3 separate regions of the Homo sapiens genome follow, and regions 1 and 3 are each linked to region 2. A link is a loop called in an ENCODE intact Hi-C map of the cell type or tissue named here. Cell type or tissue: heart right ventricle. All regions are shown on one strand. Links, peaks and the distances in the headings refer to the core of each region. The heading gives the core; the rest is flanking DNA. Region 1 has its middle 100 kb from the start of MIR4280. Region 2 has its middle 130 kb from the start of LINC02059. Region 3 has its middle 150 kb from the start of MIR4280.

The links. Hi-C counts contacts between places; a loop is a spot of excess contacts. Peaks named below come from ENCODE experiments on the same cell type or tissue, not always from the same donor. Only the 100,000 strongest peaks of a DNase experiment are listed, where the experiment ranks them.
Region 1: it touches region 2 in a loop (5-fold over the local background); 40 of 110 quality-filtered maps call a loop at or near these places.
Region 3: a loop joins it to region 2, with 28 times the contacts of the local background. A loop is called at or near these places in 51 of 110 quality-filtered maps.

Annotation. Positions count from the first base shown.
Region 1 is chr5:87,008,608-87,018,985 of GRCh38, forward strand. No RefSeq gene overlaps it. Among named protein-coding and RNA genes, the nearest start is that of MIR4280, 100 kb to the right of the region's middle. In heart right ventricle, for the core only: a CTCF peak has its summit at 4,693 (motif pointing left); no DNase peak of the experiment used is centred there.
Region 2 is chr5:86,876,116-86,886,493 of GRCh38, forward strand. It overlaps the pseudogene RPL10AP9. Among named protein-coding and RNA genes, the nearest start is that of LINC02059, 130 kb to the left of the region's middle. RefSeq lists enhancers at 1,870-2,039, 2,032-2,566. In heart right ventricle, for the core only: a CTCF peak has its summit at 4,852; a DNase peak (open chromatin) is centred at 4,866; H3K27ac peaks cover 427 bases.
Region 3 is chr5:86,964,383-86,974,760 of GRCh38, forward strand. No RefSeq gene overlaps it. Among named protein-coding and RNA genes, the nearest start is that of MIR4280, 150 kb to the right of the region's middle. In heart right ventricle, for the core only: CTCF peaks have their summits at 4,295 and 6,897; a DNase peak (open chromatin) is centred at 3,989; H3K27ac peaks cover 1,156 bases; H3K27me3 peaks cover 327 bases.

The sequences.
Region 1 (10,378 bases), core at 1,776-6,775, 130 kb after region 2:
CTACCTACGTGGGGCATATAACTTCTATATGAGATCATTATTTATAAGCCAGCATTATAATATATGGATTTAAATTCATAACCTCTAATTCATAAATGAGCATACAATTAAATGGTACTTTAACTTTTACATAATACAAAAAAGATTACATTTTCTCATTTGCATGTGAAAGTACCTAAGCAAGATGAGAAAAAATGGAAATGAGAAGCTATAGAGCTAAGGTTTTCATTTATACCAATAATGCTGAAAATATAACACAACGTTTCCTGTCTTTAACGTATTTCAGTTCCAGTAACATTCAGCCTACATTAATGAAATGATTCCAAAGTTCATGAGCTCAATATGTTGCTACAAAAAAAGCAACTGGATATAGCATACTCCCTATTTGGCAAAGAAGAAAGAAAGTGTGTTTCCTATGGGGAAAAATAGCACTAAAAGAATTCCAAAATAGATAGCACTTTGAGTTTTATATATGCTTCTCCATGTATGGCCAACAGCCTGGTCTATGGCATGAAGAGCACAGATAAAACTGTGAGCAATCAAAACAGGTCGCCTCGTGATTTGGAGTATTAGCCATACTGTTTATGTTTTCATGAAAGTGTAAGTAGTCTACAACATTTTACTGATTCACAGAAGAGAATGATTTAGTTAAGGAAATAATAAACTCCTAGTTTTCCCAAGCCCTTTTGAATGGCAGACACTTAATATTTGGAGTATTGTCTGAATCTACTCAACTATAAATAAACACCATCTATTTGGTATTAAGAACATACTTTAAAACCACGAAGGAAGTAATCACAGATTAGGTTCTCAGTGTCTGCCAAGAACTCAGCAGTTGGACATCATACAATAGATATTTAGTTTAAAGAAACCCCATTTATTTTTGAAGATATTTGTTCTCTGAGAGGAAGGAGCAAGGAAGAGCAATTCAAAGCCTACCACACTTTCCAGGCACAATATAAGGACAAGGGCCATCTTCGTGGATGTTTGTTCTGTGCTGAGCTTAATGCTCTGACATTGCCATCTTGAAACGCTTAGTAACTCTATAACAAGGGGCCCTACACTTTTATTTTGAACTGGGCCCCAGAAATCATGTAACTAGTCCTGAGAACAAGATTGGCTATGACTTAGGACACAGTCTCCGTGCTTTAGTTTGCCACCAGGATATAGCTAAGCATAAGTCTTTGTTCTGTTTTTCTACTATTTCACATTCTCCATGAATATTATTGCTCTAATTTCACCCAGATCCTGCATCATGACCCTCTTTCTTTTGCAAAAAAAAAAAAAAAAAAAAAAAAAAAGCACTAGAAAGTTACAGATTTAGCAACTATAAATATAAACAAATGGACATAAAATTATCTTAATAATACAGAACATATTTTGCAGAGAGGCCAAGTTAATGTCAACTAAAAATAGTTAAATTTTTTAACATAGAAAAAATGCAAATAAGAATAATAAGATTAAGCATCAATTTTTCTCCTAAAAGAAAAATTCACATTTGATCACCAGTATGTTCTAGAGAAGTTGTAGCATTATGTTTAAGTATCAGAAACATATGTGAATATATATCTATCTATAGCAAATCTTGTGACTGCTTATTGAAAAAATATTTTGAGGAGTAATATATGATTAATTTCTTAATATTAGAAATTGCTTCAGTATAATAAAGCTTTAAACACTTTTAGAGCATTCATTTCTGTGAATTAAAGGAAGTGTTCTGGCCAAACACCTGTTGCCTCTTAAACTCTTTCAAAACCAGAAAGAGCAGGTAATAATAACCCAACCCAAGTTACAGTTGCATAGTTAACCCCTAAGTATTATCCCAGAATTTATTACTGGCATCATTCAAATGATACCTGAGTCAGAGCATCAAAATCCTCTAGCTCCAACAGCCCGAAGGCACAACTCAGGTTATATTAATATTAGTGTTCAAAAGTCACTGATTCTTCATTCCTACAATGACTTTATACTGTTTCTCATTTCTTTGTGGAAAAAAAAATTCTTTCAAATACTTGTATAGTCCTGAGGCCATATTCTCAGATAAAGCAAGTACCTTATTAGTGATTTAAAGTCACAAATGTTAGGAAACTCTAAGGTCCTTACAACCTCTCCTACACAATGTTGCTAAAAATCCTGCCCCAAAGAGAGCCAACAGTCAAATAATGCTAGCTATGCACCAGGCACTATTCTAGACGCTTTACCTATACAATTCATTCAATTCTGCCACCAGTTAGCTACTATTTTACACATGAGAAAACCAAGGCACAAAGAGGTTGAGTAATTTGCCTAAAATTACACATCTGGCAGTGGTAGAGTTGGATTTCCAGTCCAGAAAGTCAGCTCGAATCTGTGCTCTTAAGCAATATGTCTCACAAGAATTTTATTCCTTTTGTTTTTGGAGTTCCTACCATTAAGATGCAAAGGCTATTGTTCAAATGAGGCTGCCTTGGAATCGATCATCTCTAAGGAAGAAGGGAGAAGCCAGCTTATATAGTTGGATGAGAACAAGAGGTCAACAGAGACCAATGGACAAAGAAAGAAACGGATGGGAAAGCAAACAGGAAGAAGCGTGTGCCTGCTTCCCACCTATAACTATCATGCCAGAGACTGAAAACTATAATTTTTTGTCCCCACCCACTTGGAAAAAGCTTCCATATATCCATCCAAGTGAGATGGGCTCATTATTGAGAGGATTTTATCATCAAAGAGAAAAATAATAAAAATAAACAGCTGCCTAACTGAACAGCAACCAAAATTGAATACATAATAAAAGGTAAATAATTGAAGTTAAGTCAGTCAATACATTTCATTAGTTAGCCCGTAAGTATTATGCCAGCATTTATCACTGGCATCATTCCAACAACATCGAAGTAAGGGCATTAAAGTCCTTAAGCTCTAACAGCCAGAAGGCACAATTCAGGTCATATTAATATTAATGTTTGAAATTCACTGACTCTTCTTTCCTACCCATAACCTTGTACTGTTCTTTATTTCTTTGTGCAAAAAAAAATCTTCAAAATAATTGTATCCTTCTTATAATGTAACTTCATAGAGATTATGATCAATATCTTTATTTTACATATGATGATTATTAAATTACAATTTCCAGTTAACTCCTACTCTATGTGACTTTAAAATTTTATAAACAATTTTTATTTTCTATTTACTGAAGACCCAGAAATTGGAATTATATTTTAGAAATGAAGTGAATTATTTATTCATTCTTCTAGCTCCTATTTCAATGTCATGCTATCTTTCATTATATTCCTCATCCAAAAAAAAGCTTTGTGATTTGGTTACTTTGCTACAAGTTCACAGATTTATTTGTTTCATTTACTCATAATATTCACTGAGCACCTGCTTCCATCAAACACCTTGTAGGTGCTTGGATACATCAGCGAGCTCAACAAATTAAGATCCCTGACCTGTTGGAGTTTGTGTAGTAGCACCAGGGCATTCACATTTAATTCCTTCACACAGAAATCATTTTATATTGCTTGTAAAAATTACCTTTTTTTTTTTTTAAACAAATCTAGCACTTCATAACTGGTTTTACGGATTAATTAAATGGACAAATGACATAAATGCAGAAGGGCATTATTTGCATTATTTGAAGAGTCTTAAGATCATAAAACCTAGTAGCAACTTAGTCACAGCTTTGTGCAGGATAGGTGTACAAGCTATCCTACTACAGAGCCAAGTGAAAAATGAAGAAAATGTTTCCAAATATAGGTGCATTTTAAGGTCTCAACAGTTGAACTCATTATTTCAACAGGCAAGGAAATATTCAGTGATGGATTTTTGGCAAAGATGGGAGTGTAATAGTCAAGAAAGGAGGAGAGAGGTTCTGTGTCAGCATTTCCTCAGTCTCGTCCTTCCGCTTTCAGTGGCTTGTGGATATTAGTCCACTATATTTATGCTTAAATGGCTTCCCATTTCAAAATACTCATTGGGCTGTTCATCCCACTGCTGTTCACCTAACCACTGTTCTGAATATTTAAAATACACCTTGGTGGCAAATTCTAACCTCTAGCTAATACTTATTCTGCACTTTCTTCTGGTGTTTTTTTAATCTGTAAGCACATGTACAAAATACGAATCAGCAAACTAAATCCAATATTGTCTTTTTTTTCGCTGTTATGAAAGGTACCACACTAGGCTTTGAATACATAAAACATTTTATAAATAAAAAAGTATCTACCATTTCCACCCTTACGAATCTAGTATTCTTCTTTTTTTTTTTTTTTTTTTTTGAGACGGAGTCTCGCTCTGTCGCCCAGACTGCAGTGGCGCGATCTTGGCTCACTGCAAGCTCCGCCTCCCGGGTTCACACCACTCTCCTGCCTCAGCCTCCCGAGTAGCTGGGACTACAGGCGCCCGCCACCACGCCCGGCTAATTTTTTTGTGTTTTTAGTAGAGACGGGGTTTCACCGTGTTAGCCAGGGTGGTCTCGATCTCCTGACCTTGTGATCCTCCCGCCTCGGCCTCCCAAAGTGCTGGGATTACAGGCGTGAGCCACCGCGCCCGGCCTAGTATTCATTTTTAACAGTTGAAATAGATGGCCAATTTTACAGACACAAAAGGGTACAGCAGCATAAAGGACTTTCAACCCTGTGATGACCCCATACTTCAGCAATTTCTTAGTAAACACTGCCACCGTGTGGTGTTTCATTCTAAAATGAATTTCAGGATTTATTATACAATTGAACATTGCATAATAATACAGAATAATAAAAATTATTTTTCTTACAATGTAACATTACCGAAAAACTTATGGGCACTATTTATTACAAAGCATAAATATTAACTAAATGACTTTTATATAAATAAATACTTTTTTACTCTCTAGTTTTTAATATACAAACATTTTATAACAGTTTTACTTATCTTCATGTAAAAGAGTTTTCCTTTAAAGCTAAAAATAAGTCACTAAAAAAACAAAAATTTAAAACATAATTGTCAAAAACATAAACTAGTTTTTTTAAATATAGGTTTCAATTTGGTGCATAAAGACTATATAAAAATACTTTGAGCTTTAAAATATAATTATATCTTTGTTCAACAATTGTGCTTTAAAGTATGATTAATGTTAATTCGACTTATGTCTTTCCTTCTTTGTATTTCCAGTTTCAGTAGGATCTTAAATTACAAGGAAATTAACAGGCAAACTAGATAGAAACCTAGAGGGGTATATAATGTTTATTCTCACCTTCAAGGAGAAAAACAACTTTAAATACCTCCTGGAAAGATAAAGCAAAACTTACCATTTTTATTTTGAAAATTCTTACTGGTAAGCATTCTTTCTTATACTCTATCCAACTCTGTCATTCAACTATTTAAAGAAATTTTGTCTGAATTTGTCCTCATTGGTAATCAAAAAGTGATTCTCTAACTTCTATAAGTTCTTCAGTTTATTCGTCCCTACTCAGTGAAATTAACTATATCTCATCTAAATACAAAAAAAGAACAATATCGATGGATAAGCATGACACAACTTTCTGAACAATGTGAAAAAATACGGTAAGAAGTTTGAAATAACAAAAGTAATATTTTAGTTTAATATTTTATATAGTATGTAAAAACATGAAATCGTAAATTTTATTTAAATTTAAAATATCAATTTTATCTTGATAAAATATGACAATCTTCTCAACTCTTCAATGAAAGGATTCCTGGAGATTACCATGCTTAATTAAATATGTAGTCTTTACACTGAGACTCATGTCAAGAAAAAAGGTACAGAAGGCTTAAACTAATGAAAGAAGTCTTTAAAGAAACTCAATATCATGAAAGATAAAGTAAAACTGATTTCAAATAGTTTTTTAACCTAAAGAGCATGTTTTTCTCTGTGACAAAATTACCCCCCACAAGTGAATAAACATTGAAATCCTATCAATTACTATGTAGTATTTTCCCTCAGCAAGTTTTGCTGTTTTCCTTATTTTCAGACCTCTCATGTAATATCAGCTAGTGCTTCTGTCTCAAACAGTTTAGCTCTTACATAATAAATCAACTCAGTTGTTACTGAAATTCTTTGGGCAGGGAGAAAGTTGTCCTAACGACTACTGCAAGTCCCAAGAGTTAGAAATGGATATTGTGACTGAGTTTAGCATTATTTTTCCTGCCTATTCAATATTCTTTAATATTCAATCTTATTTCTTGACTAAGTTTAAGCATACACACTCTCTGTCTTTGTGTGTGTATACATATTTATACATATATACATATATATACATATATACATCTATGTGTGTGTATATATGTGTATATATATTTTATATATATATTTATTTATTTTAAAGACAGGGTCTCACTGTGTCACCTAGGCTGGAATGCAGTAGCATGATCACAGCTCACCAAAGCCTTGAACTTCTGGGCTCAAGTAATACTCTTGCCTTGGCCTCCAAAGTGCTGGTATCACACGCATGAGCCACCATGCCTGATTTGTGAGCACAATATTATATATGGCAACATAACAATGACTGTTCTAAAATGAGCTAAAATAATTTTGTGTATTAAAATACTTTCTTATTAGACTTTCATTTTAGACTAAAAGTCATTAGAGTTATAAGAGTTACTTCTCTTCTTGAAACTTATTATGACAAAATCTGTACCCCATGGATGCAGATAAATCCACAAAAAAAAGTTCTTCGGAAAAATTCCCCTGTTAGGTGCAGGTGGCAGAAAGGGGAGAATCTCTCCGGGACAATGATTGAGATAAACATCAGAAAATATTAGAAAAGTAAGATTGTGCTGAGTAAAGCAGAGAAAGAAATCCACACGCCACCCACAACTTTTCATAGAATAGAACAGAAGGGGCAAGATCTTTCCAAGGAATTAAAATAAGTTTTTAATAATGTAAGTTACCAAATCAGAACCTTCTTTCTCAAATTTATATAGTAAGTGAAAGCTAAACTACATAATGGAGGAAATTTCTCAAAGTTTCTAGTTAGGCATACATATCATAGAACACAGTATTGATAAATATTGTATGGATGACTTGTTTGAAAAATGCTACTAAGATAAATTCAGAGACAAGTGTAAAGCTTTATCTTGTGCGCCAAGCTACATTTCCTAAAACTCTTTATCAATTTCTGAAACTATCTCACTTCTTTGCCAAAGATATTTATGAGGCATCATTAAGTATATAACAGTATATTAGGTTTTGAAAACTAGTTTCTTGGAATAAAAAGAAAAGTGAAATAAATATCACCATTAGAATGAGCCATTCATATTAAAAATTACAGGTCATTTTGAAAAGTAATTTATTTTCAATAGGTAGCCAAGGTTTTAGTAATGTGTGGCTTTTAATATTATTTATTAACTCTATTTGTTCTATTTAGTTCTTTTTCTTACGATTTGGATAACTTTAATATGGATACTTGAATTTTAGACATTTAACCCTAGTGACATCAGAATCTGCCAAAGATAAAAACTGACCTTTTCCTACTATTTCAAAAGAAGTTCAACTTCCTAAATTTAAAATATCAGCAATGAGTCAGACTCAAACCAGTATAGTCAGTATTTTTAAAGCAGAAGTTGGAAGAGTTTTTGTTTTGTTGAAGCATTGTGTTTGTGTGTGTGTTCCATTTTGCTTCATTTTTATAAAAGCAGTATAAAACTTGGAGAATGATAAAGTTATAGATTTTAAATCCTGCAAATAATGTTTTTCTTTTATAAAAAGTTGCTGACACAGTTTTGGCTTTGGTTTTGTTGTTCTTATATAATTCTGCTTTGGTTTGTGGCCTCACAGATTTTTGAAATAATATAAAGGAGGAAGAAGCAGAACATAGTAGAAGGTTTGTACATGAGACACAAACACAGTGACTCAAAAACAATTATTTGATAAAAAAACAAAAAAATAACTCTAAAGAGAATAAGATGCAAACTATTTTTTCTTAAATTCTTGCTACAAACTACATCCTACTAAAGGCCATGATCCTAATTCTGCTTTTTCACTGTAAAAAGAGAAAGAAGAAGGAAAAAGTTAAAAAATATTAAGGATGCGTTAAAGGTGTGATTGCATCAAATTTGGACTTTTTCCTTGGCATATTTTCAGGGAATTAGAAGAGAATTGACCAAGGGAATTATTTCCTTGGTTTGAAACTTATTTGTTGAAACAACTAAAATCATCCAGGGGAGCTGGGCATGGTGGCTCATGCCTGTAATCCCAGCAGTTTTGGAGGCCAAGATGGGATAATCACTTGAGGCCAGGAGTTTGAAACCAGCATTGGGCAACATATTGAGATGCCCCTCCCCACCTAAAAAGAAAATTAAAAATTAGCAGCGCGTGGTGGTTCATGCCTGTCCTCCCAGCTACTCTGGAGGCTAAGGCAAGAGGATCACTTTAGCCCAGGAGTCCAAGTCTGCAGTGAGCTATGATCATGCCACTACACTCTAGCCTGGGTGACAGAGCAAGACTATGTTTCTTAAAAAGAATTATATAAATAAATTCATCCAGAGAACTACCAGTGTGCATGTCTCACACTCTGGGAAACAGTCATCTAGTGATCTCCCTTTTCCTGAACTTCTACAACTTTTGTCACATGTGCATCCCATGCATTCTGCACACAAAATATATCTTTGGTATTTTTTTTATTTTGGTGTTTTTAACTAACCTTAAACACTGCTTAAGAGCTAAGTCAACTAATTTTTTACTATTCCAAACTACTTATTAGGGCATGTTACACATTAAAATGTCCCTCAGTATTTGTTCATGAAGTGGTTGTACACCTAGCTTTCCAACATGCATGGAGGGCACATAAACATATTATTAGTTATGCTTGAAGTAGCCTCATGTTATATTCTGTTTCATAAGCAGATTTATTTTTCAAGGCAGCATATGTTCCAAAAGCCACTAAAATACACATGTTTGCTCAAATAAAGCTGACAATTTGATAGATTTAAGAAATGAATTTTAAGTCTCTACTCCACAGAATTATGACATATACCCCATCCAAATCCCTAGTTTGTTTGAGATTGTGTGTGATTTACTCTACATCTTACATCTACTGGCTGTCTTTCATGGCATTTGACTTATTTGAGTCTTTGCAACCTTTTTTCTGTGAACACATCTTCTGCAGTAATTATATTTTTAAATTTTCCATAATCAATACTATTGAGATATAATTTATATAAAGGAAAAAGTACCAGACAACTAGTATGTAGAACATTTTCGGTACCCAAAAAAAGTTTTTTTCTTAATCTCTTGCTGTCAGTTATCCCACCCTACAAAACCATTGATAATGGGATTGCTGGGTCAAATGGTATTTCTGTCTTTAGGTCTTTGAGGAATCACCACACGGTCTTCCACAATGGTTGAACTAATTTACGCTCCCACCAACAGTGTGTAAGCTTCCTTTTTCTCTGCAACCTCACCAGCATCTGTTACTTTTTGACTTTTTAGTAATACCATCTCACACCAGTCAGTGGCTATCTCATTGTGGTGTTGATTTGCATTTCCCTAATGATCAGTGATGTTGAGCTTTTTCTCGTATGATTTTTGGCAGCATGTATGTCTTCTTTTGAGAAGTGTCTGTTCATGTCATTTGCCCACTTTTTAATGGGATTGTTTGGTTTTTCTCTTGTAAATGTGTTTAAGTTCCTTATAGATGCTGGATATTAGGCCTTTGTCAGATGCATAGTTTGCAAAAATTTTCTCCCATTCTGTAGGTTGTCTGTTTACTCTGTTGATAGTTTCTTTTGCATTGCAGAAGCTCTTTAGTTTAATTAGATCCCGTTTGTCAGTGTTTGCTTTTGTTGCAATTGCTTTTGGCGTCTTTGTCATGAAATCATTGCCCATGCCTATGTCCTGAATGGTATTGCATACGTGGTCATCCAGGCTTTTTATAGATTTTGGGTTTTACATTTAAATCTTTAATCCTTCTTGAGTTAATTTTTGTATATGATGTAAGAAAGGGGTCCAGTTTCAATCTTCTGCCTATGGCTAGCCAGTTATCCCACTTGCAGCAGAAACTGATGGGTATGTGCTTGATCTTTCTTTACTGGAAGAGACTCTCTGTTGTCTCAGGCAGTGGTTTGGTCTGTGAAATGCCCAGTTCCCTGAGTTCCATGCAGGCCCAGGAATGGGGGACAAAGATGAGTAGATCTAGGTCCACAGTGTGTGTGGTGGGGGGTGTGGGATGAGGGTCACCTTGCTGTACCAGCCCCACCTCTATCCTGGGGCTTGTCACTTTCAGTTCAGATGGACACTGTCATTGATCTCGAGGCTGCCATGCAGCTGAGGGTCACGGAAAATACCTGTACCGTTGCTTTCCAACAGATTGGCCTCAGGAAAGACCTTTTCCCTCAGCGCAACATAGATAGCTTTGCAGCTCGTCTGATTAGCATTCCTGCAGCCGCTCCATGTAGAGAGGGA
Region 2 (10,378 bases), core at 2,398-7,397:
GGCTGAAAAGCATAGCCTCCAGTCAGAAGCCAGACACAGACACTTTGAGGGAGGGGCAAAAGGAAAAGGAATTTACATTGAGCAAGGTGGCACATATATAGATTTAATAAGCTGTACGAGGAGTTGTGAATATTTATGGAAGAAGAAATGCGCGCATGTGCAATTGATTTTCATACCCCTTCATGGGTCTCTTGTGCAAAAAATGCCAGCATCAGCATGATCCAAAGGTGGAGTTTTTGGCTTGGTGACATCAAATGCTGAAACAGAGGACACGAAAAACCCTTACTGCACATTCTCCATAGACTGTCCAGAACTACTCCCTGATTGGTATGAAGCCAAAAAAAAAAAAAAAAAAAAAAAAAAAAGAAGGGGCAGTGGCAGGTGGTTGGTTGATACAAGTGGTGGAGTATTTTGAAAGGACTGGTTTTTGTTTATCCCTTATGGAAGAAAGTCTAATGGCAGTTAGCAAGGAAGGAGGTATAATGGGGCATGTCTGATCTGTCATCCCAAGACATGGTCGAAAGCTCAGTTTTCAAGGTTACTGTGGAGTCCCCTTGGCCAAGAGGGCATCTTTTCAGTCTGTTGGGGGTCTTGGGGTTTTATTTTTATTTCTTGTCACCAACCATCAGAATCCCAGCTTTAAACACCGTTCTTTATAAACGTTTCACTTCCAAAGCCAAAAGTGACCTCTTTACTTTCTAAATCTTACATTATTTCATTGGTTTCTTTGATACAGGAGCTAGAAAGAAATTATTTAGGCAGATAGTGAGGGTAAGAGAGTCCTCCATAAGTTTTCCTTTTAATAAAAAGCAACCCCAAAATGATTTCTTTTCTAACAGAAAGCAGCCTGAGAAGTCAAGCTGTAAGCATAGATAAGCAAGCTAAAAGCTTTCATAGGTAAATGCTGGCAGCTGAGCCAATAGAAAATTGGCTACCTGGGGACCAGGCATGTTCAACATAGTGGCTCCATCTTCTCTTTTCTTTGTCAACCACATGTACAGTAAGGAAAAAACATAATGGCACCAGCCAGGTGGAGAACCCACAGTAAGGAACAAACAACATGGCACCAGCTAGGTAGAACCCATCTGCATAATAGAAGATTAGGGTGGGATGGCCAGTTTCTTTGTGCACTACGCAAACATCATACCTGGTCTGATCAATCTTTTGGGTCCTGTGTAAATCAGACACTGCCTCCTCAAGCTGTCTATAAAACCCCATGCATTTCACCACAAAAACGGAAGACCTACTCAGGCGCTCCTCTCTCTCTGCAGGAGAGAAAGCTATTCTGTTTTTCTTTTGCCTATTAAACATCCGCTCTTAAACTTACTTCTTGTGTCTGCGTCCCCGATTTCCCTGGTGTGGGACAATGAACCTCGGGTATTTACCCCAGACAACAATGCTGCTTCATCTTTATTATAGTATATTTACCTCTGACATTAACCTGGCATGGTATTCTTGTATTATTTCCTTTCCTGATAATACAATCCTGGGAAATCCTGGGAAATCCTAGGATCACATGATTATATTATTCCTTTCCTCATTTCCCATAAAGCTTTATGTTGTAGTTTGCAAATAATAGATATGGCATAAAAGAAAGAAATCAATAAAGGTAAGTGACCCTAAACTATGTAAATTTAGAAGTTTAAAATTTATATAAGAATATAAAAATCTAATACTTAAGTACAAATAAAAACTCATCAAACAATAGGTGAGTAAAACTGTGTGTGTATGTCTGTATATATGTATAGATGCATGTATGTATGTATATAATTTATTGGGTGTACCTGGAAGTTTAAATCTATCATTCATTAGCAAGTCAAAATGATTACTGGATTCTGAGCTCAAAAGTCCCCTTTTCTGTTCTGTACCTCACCTATAGGTTGCCAAACCAAGTTCATAGTTCACTAATGTCAGGGAGAGTTGAGGAAAATCAATAAGAAAACAAAGATCTTAACCTAGAATCAGAACGAAGGATTTTGACTCTTCACTAGAACAAACAAGCTTTTATCATCACTTGGCTTGGACATACCCAAGAAATTGCAAAGATAGAGATGAACCATGCTCCTGAATCAAATAACTTTTGGCTTAATATTTTTTTAAAATAATGAAAACAAAATTTGTCTCTTTCTAATTGAACCTCACCCTTTATGTGATGTTTTGTGATGAAGGCAATAAATCACAGAATCCAAATAGGAATCAAATATGTATTTCTTCAGGGTTGTGCCTTTCATGGACAGCTCATGGGTCAGCAGTTTAAACTGCATGTCATCTCTCTTGTTGGTAACTGTTGCTATTCTTTGCTGATTGACTGTAATTGATTGGCCAGTGGGTGGTAAACAGCAGGACAGTGAGACTGCACAGCTTAAACAGCAATGAGGAAGCACTTCAGACATTTTTCAAGACCTTAAGTGGTCTAGTGTTTATTTTCTTTCAAAGGCACATATGTAATTGTGCAATCTTAGCTGTAAGAAGATAAATTCTTTTTGAAAAGCAGAATTCTTATGAAAATATATGCTTAGTCAAAATCCCAGGTATTACTAAATACTCATTCTCTTATGATCATCTCTCCATGTCTTAATTTAAGCATCTTCAATTGTGAATCTACTTCTTGGCAGAATTCTTCTTCACAAATTTTGAGTAGATAATAACAGAAGAGCTTTCCCGAACTTCAACATCTCACTTTCACATTCATAAAATTTGTAATTTAAGAGCTGACCTTCATAGGAGATTCTCTTTAATGTACATAGCACCCAATCATTGGCTTAAAAAAAAAGTAGGATGACAAAATAAAAGCAGTTTTCACTGATTTTACTTCTTATTGAGAGTAAGGTTTAGACACATGTCTACTTTAAGTCTACTTTTGGTATGGTACTGCGAAGGCTTCAGCCACCTATATTTCAGACCTGTGATCTAAGAATAGAAATTTGTAATTTATTATCAGTAACTGTGATGTCTGGGATTTGATTTTTACCCCCCTTACATGCTAATAAATTAATTTGTTACTGTTTCATAGATTCTGGTAGAAGACACAAGACTCCTGGCTCAAAAACAAATAATTTTAGTATTCACAGCACAGCAAGTTGATGAGCATCAGCATGATATGTTGGTTTTGCTCTACTTCCTATGGGGGGTAATGCAGAGAGCCAGATGGAGAGTGCACACATAGCAGATTTGCTTGCAGTTAGAGGAAAAAAAGCAGCAGCATGCCCAGGAGTAGTCAGGAGGAGTCCTGAATTTTCAAAATAGGTCTAGATAATTCTTACTGTCTTTTTCCAAAACATTACCCTGAACACAGCCAAAAAGAGATGAACATTTTCTAAGGACAGCAGCATTCAGTGACCAAACTGCCTTACTAAGATGTGTCAAGTAGGAGGATGTGATGAGGGGGAGTCAGAAATATCTTTGAACTGATTTTTGAAGAAGTCTTTCTAGTGCTCAACAATACCAGATGCCTGTAGATGGTGTAGAATGTGGAATGTCCATCAGATAAATGGCCCTTAATAATTAGCCCATTTTGAGGCCAGGCGTGGTGGCTCATCCCTGTAATTCCAGCATGTTGGGAGGCCGAGAGGGGCAGATCATAAGGTCAGGAGTTTGAGACGAGCCTGGCCAATATGGTGAAACTCTCTCTTTACTAAAAATATAAATATTAGCCGGGCATGGTGGCAGGTGCCTGTTGTCCCAGCTACTCGGGAGGTGAGGCAGGACAATCTCTTAAACCCAGGAAGTGGAGGTTGCAGTGTGCTGAGATTGTGCCACTACACTCCAGCCTGGGCAACAGAGTGAGACTCCGTCTTAAAAAAAAAATAAATAGCCCATTTTAGACTAACCTTTTGTACTAAGGGCATACTATTTTTCAACTCCAGGTGGGCTGGAAAGCAGAAAACGTGACACAGTTTAATTTCAAAGCCTACAGCAATGTTGCCAGAGATGAGACAGTAACATGAAAACCTTAAAAAGTTTTAACAGTGGTAAGACACCAACAGTAGCTCCAAGAGAGAGTCAAGGGTCAATGCATGCAATTTTTCAGGAGTAAACAGGGCCAGCGCATCATGTGGCTTTTTTCTTTTTTTCTGCAAAACAAATGAGTTAACTTTCACAGAAATCAAAAGTCTAATATACATTGGTAGCTTCTGCATCAGAAACATAGAATTCTTTACTATGTGCCCAGTCCATGATGGTGGCTGTGTTGTCATGTCTGCTGTCATGATGACCTGGGTGGCACAGGGTTTATCAGCTACTTGGCTCTAAAGAGGAGTGTCTTTAATCTCCCTGTCTGAGATCTTCGAAGTGACAGACCAGATGGCTCTGACACTAATAACGACCCAGGAGTCAACAGAAATGTAGCAAAGCTGAACAAAGGGGGATTGACCAAGGCTATGAGGACTGCCCTAAGTTTGCTTACCAAGAGGATTGACTGTGTCTGCTTTTGGTTTCACATAGCTGACCTTGACGCTGAACAGTGAGTGGCAGCAGCTCAGTGGACACCATCAGGTGTCCAGCTAAAGCTGAATTATCAGTGCACCAGGCCCAATCATTTAGTGAAGCCTCTTTGAATCTAGGATCCCATTGTTCCAGCTACTTTAATTCCATTTTAATGTAAAACTGAGATGACACTCGGGCCAGGCTAGCTGCACTAATGAATATGCCATTTCCATTTAGTGAGGCCTGTGGGTTCCCACCTATCTTGTTAGTCATGAGTTCAAGTTAACCCACTCCTGTTTTGGGTGAGAGATACTAAGCAGAAAAGCCACACGGGGTCCCTGTGAGTAAGGCATTCCATTTCAAGAGCCTAGTGTTTGCACAGGCCAGTAGCTGCATTTCAAAAGGGATGTACTTGGTGCCTGTATCAGGCAGGTGGTGCTGTTTCACTGGGAAATAGCCTGAGTCTTCCCATAGTCTTTCAAGTCTATAATTGTGAGGATTGTTTTCTGCTAGAGCACCCTGCAGGAGACAGTAGGTGCAGCAGTCCCTGAGCAAGAGAGTGCCTTCTGGCACTTAGGGGATGGAGAAGTGCAGGCATCTACTACACCATTCCATTTTAAATTCAGATGTGGGAACACAAAAATCACTACATTGAATTAGCCCACTGGGCCCCACCCACAATGTCACTAACAAAGATAAGTCCCATCAAAACTCCCATGGGTTGAATTTGAGCACCATTTTCCCCTAAGGAAACATAGACCAAGAAGTTAACAAGTATGTGAGTTAGGGCTATAGCAACAACTGCCAGGAGACTACATTGTCTCCCAGCAAGGAATGCATGGCGTGCAGTGTGGCAGCAGAGAGTGTCTCACAGGAAACAGGGAAGATAAGGAGGCTTTTTCTTTGCCCTTGATCTCTCCAGAATTAGCGCCTAAGCACAGTTATGCTTCCTTCCCTGTGTACCTCCCAGCATCTGAGTGTCTGGGACTAGGGACCCCTTCTTGCACCTGCACAGCCCACTGTGGCTCCCACCTAACAGCCCTCATGTCCTTTGGTCACCCTGCACTTAGTGCTCTGTCTTCCTTGGCAGCCAAGTTGGGCTGCAGCAGGGATAAGATATGCTACAGCAGCTGGCTCTGCACCATTAGAAACAGTTTTGCACTTATTTTAGGTTTCCAGCAGCCACTCATTTGCAGCTCAGAAAAACAAATTTCCAATATTTTTAGCCCAACCAAAGGTCTGCGTCAAATAGCAAGGTCATCATTGCTGACACCATTTATTTCAACTTTTTGGATTCCTAGGCTCCACAACCACAGCCACATTGCCTTTCAGTTGGGGCCTCAGGGCTTATTGCTTCATTGTCATGGTAGCAATCTTTTGTCCTCTTCCCTGGAGGACAGTAAACAATAACCAATATACCTTTTGGGCAGCTTGTTTCAACCTTATCTCTCACTGCCTAGGCTCATTAACAGTTAGGACAAGGAAAGGCCCTTACTCTGCCTCCTCCATCCTTCCCTACATCTTGGAGTGAGTACATTCACTACCAGTCCCAGGAGTCCTCCTCTGAACCCAACTTTTAGGATTCTTATCCTTCCTCTGCCAGAAAGCCAATCTCTTTCAATATTCTATCCTTATCTCTAAAACTACTGGGTCTAGAATTTTATTTTACCCTCCTTACAAACTAATAAGTTAGTCTATTACTGTTTCAAGGATACTGGCAGGAGACACAAGATTAATGGGTCAGAGGCAAAAGAATTTATTACTCACAGTTCAGTAAGTAGCATGAGCATCCGCATGTTTGCTTTAGTTCCTCTTGCCCCCAGGGTTAGGGTGGTGAGGAAGAGGGTCCACATGAATGCTACATATATAAGCTGGGTTTGCATTGTAGCTGAGGAACACCTTGCATTTTAGAGCAAGCAGTAAGCAATCCTGCTCTTTGTCCTGAAGGGGAGAGCTTACTTCTCCCTCAAGGGTATCTAATAGAAACCCTGAGAAATGGTCCAGATAAAAAATAGTCAGGGTCTTGCACTTTGAATACATCCTGCAGGAAAAGACAGGGAGTCTCGTGGCCCATGACAACTGCCTCTCCCAACATTAACATGTTTGACCACCCATTACACACCATAAGATACTCTACTAAGTTCCTTTACTGCCTTATTTCATTTAATCAGCAGGCCAACTCTGTGAGTCAAGTACCATTATTATCATCCCCATTTTTTAGATGAGAAAACTGATGTTCAGAGAGTTTAATAGGCCAAAATCACATAACTGTAAAAGGAGAAACTAGTGTTCAAATCTAAGTCTCATACCAAGGCCCATTCTCTTAACCACTGTCTTACGTCTGTCCAGTTGTTGACTCAGGATTCTGCAAAGTTCTTCAGGGCATTTTAATATATGTACTTACCAGGGTTGGACATTTACACACTCAAAGACATATTAATATCTAGCCAGTTGAAGCACAAATGTTATGAGGGCAGACATATTTCCCCTACTTTATATAAGGTTGATAATGGTTGCCTTCTCTGTGTAGATGCAGGTAAAATGTCTACAAGATATCTTGGAGGGTCACCATTTGCCTCTGTTTACCACCAGCCTCTCATAGTTTATGCTTATTGTTCTAATGTATTCATAGTGCCCCTACAGAGAATCAAAACAATTATTCATCATAATTTTTATCGTGAGGATAGTTTTATTAAAAAATTATCGAAAAGATAGAGGAAAAGGAATTAATTGGGAAATCTTATATATCTGAGCAGCACTTCCCAACTTTATATATCAGAGCAGTCTTTTCAAAACCATTGTTTGAAAATGTATACGCTCTGCAAACACAGTAGTAATCTGATTAAACATTTTCTTGTTTATTTTTTATTGAGACAGAGTCTCACTATGTTCCCCAAGTTAGTCTCGAATTCCTGGGCTCAAGCCATCTTCCTGCCTTGGCCTCCCACAGTACTGGGATTGTAGGTGTGAGCCACCATGCCCGGCCTGATTAACATTTTCTGGTGCACATCAGTACTCTTCTAATTATTCCTGCCTTGTTTTCTGGTTTTCCCACAACTCAGTAACTCCCCATCTATATCCAACAGATAAACTCCAGCCAGTACATACAAACAATAAATATGCTAGAAATGAGTAAAAGGCCAGTTAACCTGCATATATAGTTCAGCCTACTGGAATAACATTTATTCAATAAAACATTTTAACTGAACACTAGTTATGTGCATGTCATTGAAAGTCCTGAATATGCAAAATAAACTTTAGATCAATTCCCACTGATACGTGCATTACCTAACAATATGCCCACATGTATCTAAAATAATATTATAGTGAAACATTCACAATAATTTAAAAACATGAATTATAATTATATAAGTAAATATGTAAATATATGAATATAAATATGTGTGGAATGAAAACATAAATGAATTTAATAGCAAGAAATTAAATTTTTCAAAATTTAATTTTTGGTAAAATTATTTTGATTCATAAAAGTTGAACAAGATTAATAATAATGACAGTAACAAAAACAGTAGACACTACTTCCAGGAGTTTACCACCTAATCAAGGAGAGAAAAAATTCTCAAGAAATGGTTGCATAATACTTTCCAACCAATATAATCTATGTGCAAATTCCCACTCTGCCTTTTCTTTCTTTCTTTTTTTTTTTTTACTGGTAATAGAGTTTATTCAAATATAGGCGCTGGGGCTTGCCCATGGTGCTCTTGATATATAAGGCCGGACATTCTGCCAGTATTTCTTGAGCAATGACAACAAGAAGCTGACAGCCAGGTGAATGTTATCCACAAGCTCATCGTCTGTCATCTTCACGTGACCAACAGCTACAGCCAGATATAACACCTTCTTCATTTGGAACTTGATTGTGAACTTCACCTCATCCACTTTGGCCACCATGTTTTCGTTGTGTGTGAGCAGGGAAGGGAACTTTCCTGCCTTATTTAGATCTGGGCCGAGGATTCGTGGAATCTGCTTGATCAGAGACTCTGAGGCCAAAAACGCATCATACTTCTTGGCCAGCTTCTTGACCAGTTTTTTATTCTTGTTGAGTTTTTTCAGCGCCTCAGTGTCCATGTGGGGGATATCCATGGCCTTGGCCTCGTCGCAGTGCTACTGGTCCGCCAGAACACACACAGAGAACTTGGGGCGGGGAGTGGACTTAAGCCTGATGGTGCCCGAGGAGCACTTGTCCTTCTGTGGGTCATACTTCTTCAAGCTGATCTGCACCTACACCGTCTCCTGGAATTTGTGGCGCTAGCGCTGGTTCCTGTGCAGGACTTTCCGCACTGCCTCCCACTGGGTGTCGCGAGAGACTTTGCTGCTCATGGCTTCTGCCGCCGCGCTAACCGGAAAAGAGTCTGCCTTTTCTTTAACATTTTATTTTGTATAAAGAAAACAATATGGAAAGGGCCCAGAGTGAGAAAGGAGATGGGAAGTAAAATTTTCATTCAGTCTGGACATCTGTAACAGAGAGATATAATCTCTAGGGTAGTTAAGGTACACACAAGCCTATGGGAAAAATGATGTGGTTTGAAAGGTGTTTAAATCCATTTACACTTTTAGCAGATTAGACCACCTGCTACACAGCAATATCCTGAGGGTATTGACTGAGGACAGCTAAGTTTTGATGAAAGAAGGGATAAAGACCAGAATTGAAGTTATTTAGATAGGATTTCAGATCTCTGAGTGAGAAAATTCAGGAGGAAGCCCTTAAGATTAAAGAGGTACCAGCATGAGGGCCTAGGGTTTCTCGGAAAAATTAGGAAGGAAGAATGGAGAGGGAATAAAAGTAGAAGTGGGGATTTCAATTTTAGTTTTCATGCCCAGAATATCACGATTTAGTCTTGAAAACAGCATCCGGCTCTCGTTCATTTTTGTACTGACGTAACATACCTTCTATTTGCTAGCTTTCAGGGATAATTATTCAGAATGCCAGCCTCTACTATTCTCATCAGGCTTGCTTGGAAAGATAGTCCTTCTGTGGATGAAATGTATGGTACCTAGGAGTGTACCTAGCCACCATAATTAAAGTGTAATAGGCAAGTAGATAAACAAATGGTTAGATCAATAACAGTAAGCCAGGCATTCCAAAGTATTTGGGTTTCTTTCATTTTGCTCTGGGGCAAGTCACCTGACCTCTTTGTCAGAGTTTTCTCATAGTTAAAAATAGGGCAAATCAATTGTTTCCTACTGTGTTTCCTGGGAGTATAAAATTTGGTTCATTTTAAAGAACTTTGTAGCAGTTCAATATTATAACACCGAACATATGGATTCTTCCTTAGATAAACTTCAAAATATTACATTATTTTTGTTAAAAAAAATAAAACTCCGCTATTCTCTCTTTGAACCATCTCTCTCACAATGTTATCATTGTACACATTCTGAAATTAACTGACGTATTTCCTGCTGCGGCACAGATAGCAGATAAAACGAGGTTCTGGGCTCCAAAAAGAGCAAAAGCCTACACACAAAAGACTTTTTCTCCCAGAGGTCAGAAAATTCAGCTTGAAGGGTTGGCAAACACCCAATGTATCATTCAGCATTACTTGTATATATTGTCTGAGTCCACTACAGCAAGCCAACTAAATGATGAGAACTACCCTCTGGAGATTAATTATGTTTCCTTTCTTATTCTGCATTGAAGTCTCTTGATAATGTACTCCCAGAACTTCAATTTCCAGGTTACATGCAATATTAAAAGTAGTGGATTCATAGTTTTGAATTGCTATTCTTTCTCATTTTCATTCCTCTTTTCAGAAAACACAAAGAATGACTAGCTAATTCAAACAACCGTATAATTTGCAGATGGAGATTCTGTAGTGCAACCATGGAAAACTTTTGCTCTCCTCATTGTTATGCTTCTTCTGTTAGGATCATCAAAAGCAGGTAAACTTATCAAAGAAAATGACAGATAATTAATCTCTCAGGACATAGAGAA
Region 3 (10,378 bases), core at 2,339-7,338, 88 kb after region 2:
TGGTGGCGCATGCCTGTAATCCCAGCTACACGGGAGGCTGAGGCAGGAGAATCGCTTGAACCAGGGAGTCGGAGGTTGCAGTGAGCTGAGATCGCACCACTGCACTCCAGCCTGGCAACAGAGTGAGACTCTGTCTCAGGAAAAAAATAAAAATTAAGAAGGTAGATCCCATTGTTACAATAAGAACAAAAATGAGGCACATGGAAACTTTTGGAGGCGATGGATATGTCTGTTACCTTGGTTGTGGTGATTGTTTCATAAGTGTTTCTATATGTCCATCTTCAGCAAGTTTGGTGTGCCGTTTCTGTGCATCAATTATACTTCAATAAAGCAGTTTTTTTAAAAAAAAAAAAAGGATGAAAGAAGGGAAGAGGGGAGGGAAGGTGGTTACTGTTAGTTCCCAGGGAGAATACGAGAGAAAGTTAGGGTAGAAAAAGTGTAAACTGAACCACTAGAATAAGTTTCTGTAAGGTAGAGACAAAAGAAGAACCATCTTGTGTGAGGCAGGGGACACAGAGACTCAGATATCTTTGTGTCTAAAGACAGACAGAGGTGTGAATCACCTCCTTAATTTGAAGGGGCACCTAAGTTGATGATTAACTTAGCTCTCTTTATGCTATTCTGGTAGATCTTCCCAGCCTCCTTTCTCGGAAAGAGACCTCCAGTGAGAATGGGGTAAGCAAGCCCTTTAGTGAGAATTAGAAAGAAAGAGGAAGTGTGGTGAGTTTACTTTTTGGAATAAAAGCACAAAGCAGAAAACCAATGGGACACCCAGTTACTTTGTCAACAGTATGCCAAACACTAATTTTGGAAGATCCTGTTAAACTTGGTATAGTCCCTGAGTATTATTTTTATTCTCCATTGTCTGTTTCCCAGTTGTGATCATATAATAGTAAAACTCACCTAATGAAAGCACCTGCTTCCTTGTGTTTACAAGAAACAAGGCAAGGGTACAAAAAAAAAAAAAAAGAATGATTAAGACCTACTATTTGATAGCACAATAGGGTGACTATAGTCAATAATAACTTAATTTTGCATGTTAAAATAACTTAAAAGTGTAATTGGATTGTTTATAACTCAAAGGATAAATGTTGAGGGGACAGATACCCCATTCCCCATAATGTGCTTACTTCACATTGCATGCCTATATTAAAACATCTCATGTAACCCATAAATATATGCACCTACTATGTACCCACAAAAATCTTTATTTAAAAAAAAATTAAAAAAGTCAAGCCCAAGTAAACCAAATGATGGTATGGCAGTTTTAGAGGAGAGAGGAAAACAAATTTAGTCCTGCAAGCCCTGCTTATGCTGTAAAAAAGAAAAAAAAAAAAAAAAGAAGAAGAAACATACTAGGAGTTGGCTGAGTCTTAGACATGTACTTGAGGCCTAAGAGAAGAGATCTGTTCTGTGTGCACACAATTGACCTTTGTCACCAAAAAGGAAATAATGTTTCAGTCATTCATGGAGGTAAAAGAGTGGACAAATTGTGTTGAGGTGGACAATTGCATCATAAAAATGCATTTATTATTCTTCATTACCTAATACACTGTAAGTTCTTCAAGGGCAGAGATTGAGTCTCCACTTTTTTCTTCCTATGGCCCACCTTGGTAGCTGACACAAATTAATTACTCATAAATGTTGATACAAAATAAATGAGTGATTTAATTAATTACTTAAAATCCTTTATAAGTCTCAGGCTTACAGTTTTAGAAAAATAACAAACACAGAATTCTTATTAGGCACTAGAAAAATATGTGTCATGGAGGAATTGATATTTGATCTGAGTCTTGATCAACATAATGTGGAAAACGGGGAAAGAGATCTTTGAGGCAGAGATATTAGAATTTGCATGATGAAGAGTCATTTGGGGTGGCTTACATGTATGGGAGGAGACATAAGACACAAGGTATGTTAAGGCCCGACTATGAATAATCTTAAGTGTGATGTGAGAAAATTTGGATTTTAATCAATGGATCATGGGAAACCATAGAATGTTTATAAGAATGCAAGTGTGACTTGTGATCTGATTTGTCTTCTGGAAGGTTAGGTCTGGTACTAGTTTGTATGAAGGACCAAATGGGGACTAGAAAAGAATCAAGTTATGAAGCTATTGCAATGGTTCAGGAAAGCAATAAAATAAAATATGGACAAAGATAAATAAGGCACAAATGTATAATATATTTAAACATGTAATTCCAAAGACTTCTGATGGATATGAGTTGGAGGATATAAGAGAGAGAAGACTCATGGATGAATCCAAGGTTTCTAGCTAGGGAAGTTGTAAAGCTCTCTTTATTAATAAAATCAAAAAGAGATGGAAGATTCGGCAGGAAAGGCCAGATATCAGTATGGGACTTTCTGAGTTTGAAGTGCCTGCAGATATTTTTATGAAGATGTTCATAAAACATCTAGGAAATTAGATATTGATATCTGCAACTCTGGGAAAGACTTGTGATTTGAGGCATGGATTTCAGATTTATCAACGAAGAATTAGAAGATGAGCCCAGGATAAGTAGCTCATCCTGTAAAAGTAGGTAGAACTGGAGGGGGAAAAGGCTGAAATTGAAATCCAGAAAAGTCGACATTCAAGTAGCAAGAGTTGAGGAGGAAACAGAGAATATTCAGGTAGTCAGGAAGAGAGACAGGAGAGAGCTTCTCATAGAACTCAAAGGAAGTCAAATTTCAATGAATGATTGAACCAGATAACAAATAAGATGACTGAAAAAAATTACCACTTGACTGGATAATTTGGAAAAATCTGATGACCTTATTGCAGCATATTGAATTGGGAAACCAGAGTACAAAAGCTGGAAGAAAAAAAAAACTGTAAAGGGAAAATGGTACATCACTGGCAGTTAGCAGTGAAGGAAAGAGCACGATAGAGCTTACGGCTTGAAAAAGTGCCAGAATCAAGAAAATGCTCTGTCTCTGGGAAGTTCTGCTTTCTGTTCCCTGATCAGGGACCAGAGAGGGGCAAAATCTTCCTTTGATCCTAACTCCCTATTTTTTATTTTTCCTCTCTCTTGATCCCCTTGTCTACTTTTCAGATTTAGCCTCACCTTGTAAGTGCTTCCTTTCTGAGGTGTAGGTAAGAAAGATTGAGATTCCATCCGCACGAGACAAACCCAGCAGTTCGGAGCAGTCAAGACAGGTTTGACGGTTTACGGGTTGAGGGGAGATAGATGTGCCAGCTACTGAGGAAACTATGTTTTCCCATTATACCAAAATAGGAACATCCCTCTTAAATTCAAAAGAGCCACTAAACTTCACAGAACTCTTCACCCAAACATTCAGCAAGCCTAAAGCACTTCCATTTTTCTTAATTTGACTTATTTTTACCTCTATATGTCTTTCTTTATTTCCAAGTGATTTTCTTGGCTTCTATCTTCCTGTTGGGTATTTCCCAAATGTTTTGAAAATTCCAACTGACATTGTAAACTTTTTTACTGAGTTGAAAAACTTTATTATGGGGCCTTCTCTCCCTAACCCCCATTTTCAAATGTAAACCAAGTTGGTTTAATTCTAGAGGCCATATGTAATATTTATGAAACCATAAGAATTGTCTAGGAGGGGAAGGGTATAATTTAAATACTAGTTTAGACCATATTCAGCCTTATATAAGTCTTATGAAATACATAGTTAATCTAATTTATAAGCTACAGTTTACGAAAATACACAGCACATTTGGTGCTTATTTCAAAATGGCTCTTTTTTAAAAAAAAAAAAAGTATTGTCAGTTACTAAAGTGAAACTATTCTTTTTTTCAGTGTCACTGCCCCATTTTATATTTTTTTAAAATCACTTGCTTTTATATTAATGTAAATCAACCAATGCCTGTCTCAGGAAAGATTCCATATGGTTCAGTCCAAAACCACTCTCTGCCAAACACATGGAGGTGTCTCACCCACTGGAGAAACTGACAAATGTAAACTCATGAAAATAGAAGGGCCTTTGTTCTCTTGTTCCTCGTGGGCTGCCTTTCAACCTGCCCATGGCCCCACGGCAGGCGCTTATCCAAGGCAGGAAGTATTCTGTCTGAGTATCTTTGAGCTTTGCTCTTGTTCCAATTCCAGAAAACCACAGATTCGTTTATTTGCAATATTTCCAAAAATTTAAATGGCCTAAGGAAATGAGTTAGATGGAGCAGTTAGTAATTTGTCCCTTTAAATTCCCAGTGTTTGTTTCCTGAAGATTTAACAATTTCAGTGTGCCTTTCTAGAGAATTAGTAAGCCAAAATAAACATCAAAATTCTTAAGCTGTGATTTCTGATTTCTTGTTGAATAGCACCACCTCATGGTTATTCTCCTTTCTTAATTATTACAAGAGATGGCTGGCAATATTTGATTTCCCATTCTTACATGTTTTACTTTATAGCCATGACTAAAACTAAAATATGTTCAAATATAGTTTAAATAAACTCGTTTTTCTGGTGCAGCTATTTCTATTTACCCACCACCTCATCATTTGCCCCTGAAGTTTCATTTTCCTACTCCTTTGAACACCTAGCACATCATTTTCTGTATAATGAATGCTGTATGGATGTGTGTTAAATGAATCAGTCTTTGTCAGTCTCACTATTTCTACTACCATCTATATAATGATGGGTTTTAATTTAGTTTTCTTCTTAATCCATTCTAAAATTCAGTATCACTCATGCAAATATATGTAACTGAATGTCAAATAATTTCTTAAAACATAATACATAAACAAAATTTCTCATCTTTTCTTTTTATAAAAGTCTGTAGCATTATTACTTTTGAAATCCTATTTAGAATCTTACAGACAACCTGATTCTTTGTCTTTCCTTATTTCAAATTATAATATTGTCCTTTCTATACCATATCTTTCCTTTCTTTTTCCTCCTCAGCTAAATCTTTGGTTCAATTTTTGTCAAAGTTATGCTGAAGTTACAGCTATTTTACCAGCCACCTCTTTTTAAGCAGATCCTTCTCAGCTTTATTTCAAAACTCATGCTTTTCTGCTGAATTCAAAAATTAAAATTAAAGAATACTATAAAAGTTCCATTTGAAACCATTGGCATCATTATTCTTTCCATTAAAGCACTCCCCCAAATAAAGATAAATATTTAGGTATAAGGATATTCAATATCACTTATTTATAACACTGTAAGACTGGAAACAAAGTAAATGTCCAACTGACAAGGAGATAAATGCCTCTACTAGCAGAAGTGGATAAATTATTGTACATTCATGCAATGGAATGTTAAGCAATCATTAAGAATATTGTGTTTAAGCAAAAATTGGTATTAAATGAAAAGAGCAAAATTTTTAAAAAAACATCAATACAATCTTTTTTTTTTTTTTTTTTTTTTGAGATACGGTCTCAGTGTCACTAGGCTGGTGTGCATGCAGTGATTTGATCATGGCTTATTGTAGCCTTGATCTCCCAGACTCAAGCAATTCTCCTGCCTTGGCCTCCTAAAGTGCTGGGATTACAAGCATGAGCCACCTCACCCGGCCACAGTCATATTTTTTAAAAATATATGTGCAAAGGCCAGAAAAAAATATGCAAAATGCACACCAGATTTGTTGTTAATAATAGGTCTTTTTTGTATTTTTCTAACCTCTTCCTATATTGTGCTGATTTTATTAGAAAGGATGAATTAATTATACAATAAAATTATAAATGTACTTAATTCTTCTTGCTCTATCCAAATTAGCATTTAATTCTGAGTTATAACTCATCAGTTCATGTAAATTTTAAAATTTTAATTTTAAATATTTCTTTTCCTTTCTCAAAAGAGACAGCTACTCTAAAGCACCTTAAAATAGGAGACTCCATCATGTAAGGCACTTAATGAAATATTTAAAATAAAAATGTACATGTGATTAGTTGTCAAGCTCAGGTAAGTTCCCTTAAACAAATTCAACCCATAGTCAGAGAGTTTCATATAAGAAAATGAGTTGAAGAATTCTCTCATCTTCATAACTACAAACCACTCTGGTAAATTGTCCACTTGGAATGGAAGTTGATCAAAAGCTTATAATGGAAAAATATGGTGGCAAGTGTATCTTACCAATCCTTTTCCAATGGCTGTTTATTTAGATACACAAGGCAGTCTGATCTCAGTGAATGGAGGTAATGGTCACAGACCCAGCCGCCTCATGTATTCCATATACAGCTTCTCACTTCAGTGCCTTGCACTGCCACCGACAAAGCTGTGGTGATTACAACATCAATAGTGGTGAAGAAAGGGGAAGATGAAAGGAAAAACATGGAAAAAAGAAAAGAAGGGGACTTAGTAAAAACAATATAGTAATGTATGTATTAAGCGCTTCTCTTATGCTGGGCTCTGTGCTCAGCTCTTCTCATACCTTGCCACACTTTATTTTATTTATTTATTTAGAGACGGAGTTTTCACTCTTGTTGCCCACGCTGGAGTGCAATGGAGCAATCTTGGCTCACTGCAACCTCTACCTCCCAGGTTCAAGCTATTCTCCTGCCTCAGCCTCCCAAGTAGCTGAGATTACAGGCATGCGCCACCATGCTCAGCTAATTTTTTGTATTTAGTAGAGATGTGGTTTCACCATGTTGATTAAGCTGGTCTCAAACTCCTGACCTCAAGTGATCCACCCACCTCGGCCTCCCAAAGTGCTAGGATTACAGGCGTGAGCCACCGTGCCCAATCCATACTTTATTTTCACAGTGACTTTAGGAGGCAGTGCACTATCATCATCTCTGTTTACTGATAAGGACACTGAGATTTATGAAAGGTTGCCTACTATCAGTAGGGGGCAGATTTGTTGCTTCAAAACCATGCTCAACCACTCTTCTGACAGTCGGCCATGGACTATGAAACGTATTTCAGGTATGTCCTTGTGAGAGGGATAAGAATAAAAGAAGGAGTGCAGAGATTTGATTGGATCCATGTACAGCAAATAAATTTTACCTTATTATTGGAATCTCAAATGCAGACTCTAGATGTCCTCAGAGAAGAAAGAAAGAAAGAATTTTAGTCATGTGACTAAAATTGTGCAAGAGAACAACAGGCGTGAAAGTGTAAGCAAATGCCAGAGCCTGGCTCTATTTAGTTTTCATTGACTCTCAAGAATACCTTTTATTACGAGATTTCTCAAAATGAAACTGTACCAATGTTCACAATTCTAATGCTTCTTCTTCATTTTCTTCCTGTTCTCATTTTGACACCATTGTGTCTTCTGTGGTACTGAGAGAAGGGAAGGAGTTTTAATTTGCTCCAGAAACAGAGTTCTTGAGTCTTCAATGGAGTAGAGGAAGAGAAACACTAAAGGAGGTCAGGAGAGAGGATAGGAACTTTCTCATGTGCCCCGATCAACCAGCCCTACATTCCCCAATATGCCAATGACCATCTCACCTCTCCTGCTGGCATCCAGTTCTCAGTCCAGAAACTCCATCTTTCCTACCACTGCAGAGTCCTTGCTCTTGTGGCCAAGTGAGTGGGCAATGAGACTAGAGAGAATTCTTGCTGGACATAGGTGTTTTCTGAGATCCATAATGTTGGTGTATTTGATTAGAAATTTTAAGTGTGGTATTTTTGTATATTTGGGGGATATGTTCTCAAAATAATCTCTGTGTCTCTTTGGCCAGGAAGCATAACCACAGTGAAGGTAATAATAACACACCATGCGAAGGGATTGGTTTACTTTATTGAAAAAAAGGCCAATTTAAATCCAACTCTAAGTTTTAGTGCACAATAATCTATTTCTTAAACTTGAAGGAATTTCCACATGGTAATTTTAAAATGGAAAGAAAGAGTAAAAATGACTGTTTATATAACCAAATCTATAAACTATTCTACAAAACCAGTGTATCAAACAGATTTAAAATTAAAAGCTGCAGGAGGCTGTAAATTAGCCACAATGCTAGCATGTTCTGCCACCCAGATAAACAAACTTTCAAAAAAAGAAGACTTCACAAAACTCAACTCTATAAATTTAATAGAATTACAAAAAAAAACCAATAATTCTTAGAAATAGCAGCTCACCATACCCTTCTACAACTTCATAGAAAGATTTATTTTGATAATTTGAAGCTGTTTACATTTCAAAATAAAGTGTTTTATCATTCTGACCTTTAAAATGTAAAACTTGACATAAAATTCTATTCTTATTGGTTATCTTTTTACTTAGAAATCTTAGATTAAAATGAAATTATAGTTACATGTTCACGTGTGTCTTTTTCCTCATTAGGCTGTAAGAAATTTGAGGAGAAAAAAATCATTATTTATTTATGTTTGCATGTTTCTAGGAACATTAATACAGTAATTTACACATTGTAACTGTTAAAATGTCTTATAAAATACTTATTTTTTCAGTAAATTTAAGACTACTTCAATGAAAATCAAAATATATGGAAGAATTCAAATGTAAAGAATTATTCTGAAATCTTTTGAAACATATAGTCTGTGTTACAAAAGGAGATTGAATTTCATGAAAAAGTATTTATAGGTTAATTGGCAATATTCAAATGTCAGGTGATAGTGTTGGTGAGTATATAAGTAGCAATCCCACACAATTTATGTGTGGATAGGTAACTAAGTACTTAACTGTTCAAGAATAAGCAAAACCCCTCTCTAACCTTCAATACAGACTAATGGAGTTGGCGATAATTTTAAGAATAAGCAGACTTCTTGACTTGCAGGGAAAGAGAAAATTTTTAGTTTGAATCATGAAACAGATTGCTGAATTAGCCCAGTTTATGCATTTTGGAGAATAGGGATTAGAAGAAAATTGGAACAAAAAAGAGAATAGATTCCTTTAGATGACAAGGAGAAGGAGCATAACAGGTAAAGATTCCACTCAAACAGCTGCTCAGGCATCTAGACCCAAAGTCACAAAATACGTATCACTATAAGCCTGACACTATACAGTTTTTTAATGAAGTTACATATTTAATCCTCAAAGTCTCATGAATTAGACTTTATTAATCTGTCCCTTTTACAGATGATGGAGTTGAATCTTAGGTTAAATAACTTGCCCAAGCTCATGAATCTGAAACAAAATACACATCCATATAAAATCTATTCTCTCTTGATTCATTACCACCAAGAGAAAAGTTACAATGAAGAGGATGTTTCAGAGTAGGATAATTACTGTGTTCCTAAGAGGTAGCCCCAGCAATCTTCAGTTTGTATTATAGAAACAAACATGGGGAACCTGTACATCTACCACCCAGTTTATAACTGTAGTGACATTAGAAATGGATACCATCATTCATGTTTGAATATTTGTCAGATGTGAAATTCAATACCAGTACTTAAAATTTGCAGATTTATAGTTATTCTCAATAGCTTTTTGTCCTTTTTAAATTTCAATTTTATTTTAGTGATATTTTTTCATAACTTCATTAGCACAATTTACCCTCCAAAGTACAGACAAAGAACTCTAAGTTTTAAGACCCAAAGTGACCAAAGTGAATGAATCAATAAAAACATTAACTTGGATACTATTGGCAGTGGATAAGAACAGTTTAGAATTTGGAAGACAAGGTCTTTATATTGGGAAAGACAAGCCCTCAGTAATGGAAGACAGAGAAAAGAAGAGAATTAATTTATAGTCACTTAGTAATTCATTTTATATATATTAATTTCCATTATGTGCCAGGAACTATGCTAAGAATCATTCATACAAATATGAAAAAGACAAGACTTCTGCCCTTACATAGCTCCTGATCTAGAGGAGGAAACCAGGTTTTCTTATAATTCGGTGGAGTTGTGGGGCTCAGAGGAGGGAGAACCAAATCAGCAACTGGTGAGGTTTGGGTTAAGGGTGTCAAGACTGGCTGCCCAGAACAGCAGATTCTAAACTTCAGTATTTAAAAATGAGTAGGAATTGTTATACCAAGTAATAACAGTAAGATCATAAATAATAATGAAATTATGCCAAAAATGAGAAAATGTCATTGACTCAAAAACAAAAAAGGCATTCCTAATTGCTAGAGGTAAAAGTGTGATTGGGAAATTAGAGAAAAGGCAAAAACTACAGAGTCAGAAAGGGACAGATCATAACTGTCCTAATATCCTTCATCAGTGATTTTGGAACTTTATACTTAAGGAGATAGGGCGATAGTAAAGAATTTTAGTGAAGCTTATGATCATATCATATTTTAGAAATGTCACTCTAAAATAATATTTTCATGAGTTTATAAAACAACAAGGAGAATGCTTTGACATCATGTTAAGTAAAATGGTAAAGTAAAATGTGCATATATAAATTATAAATATGATGTTTTCCATATTGTCAAAAACAAAAGTCAAAAAAGATTGAACAAAAAGAAAATACATCAAAATAATGAGTGATTTTAGGTGGTAGGATTATGGTTAAATTAATTCAATAAACACGTATTATGTATATTTAAATTTCATTTCTAAAA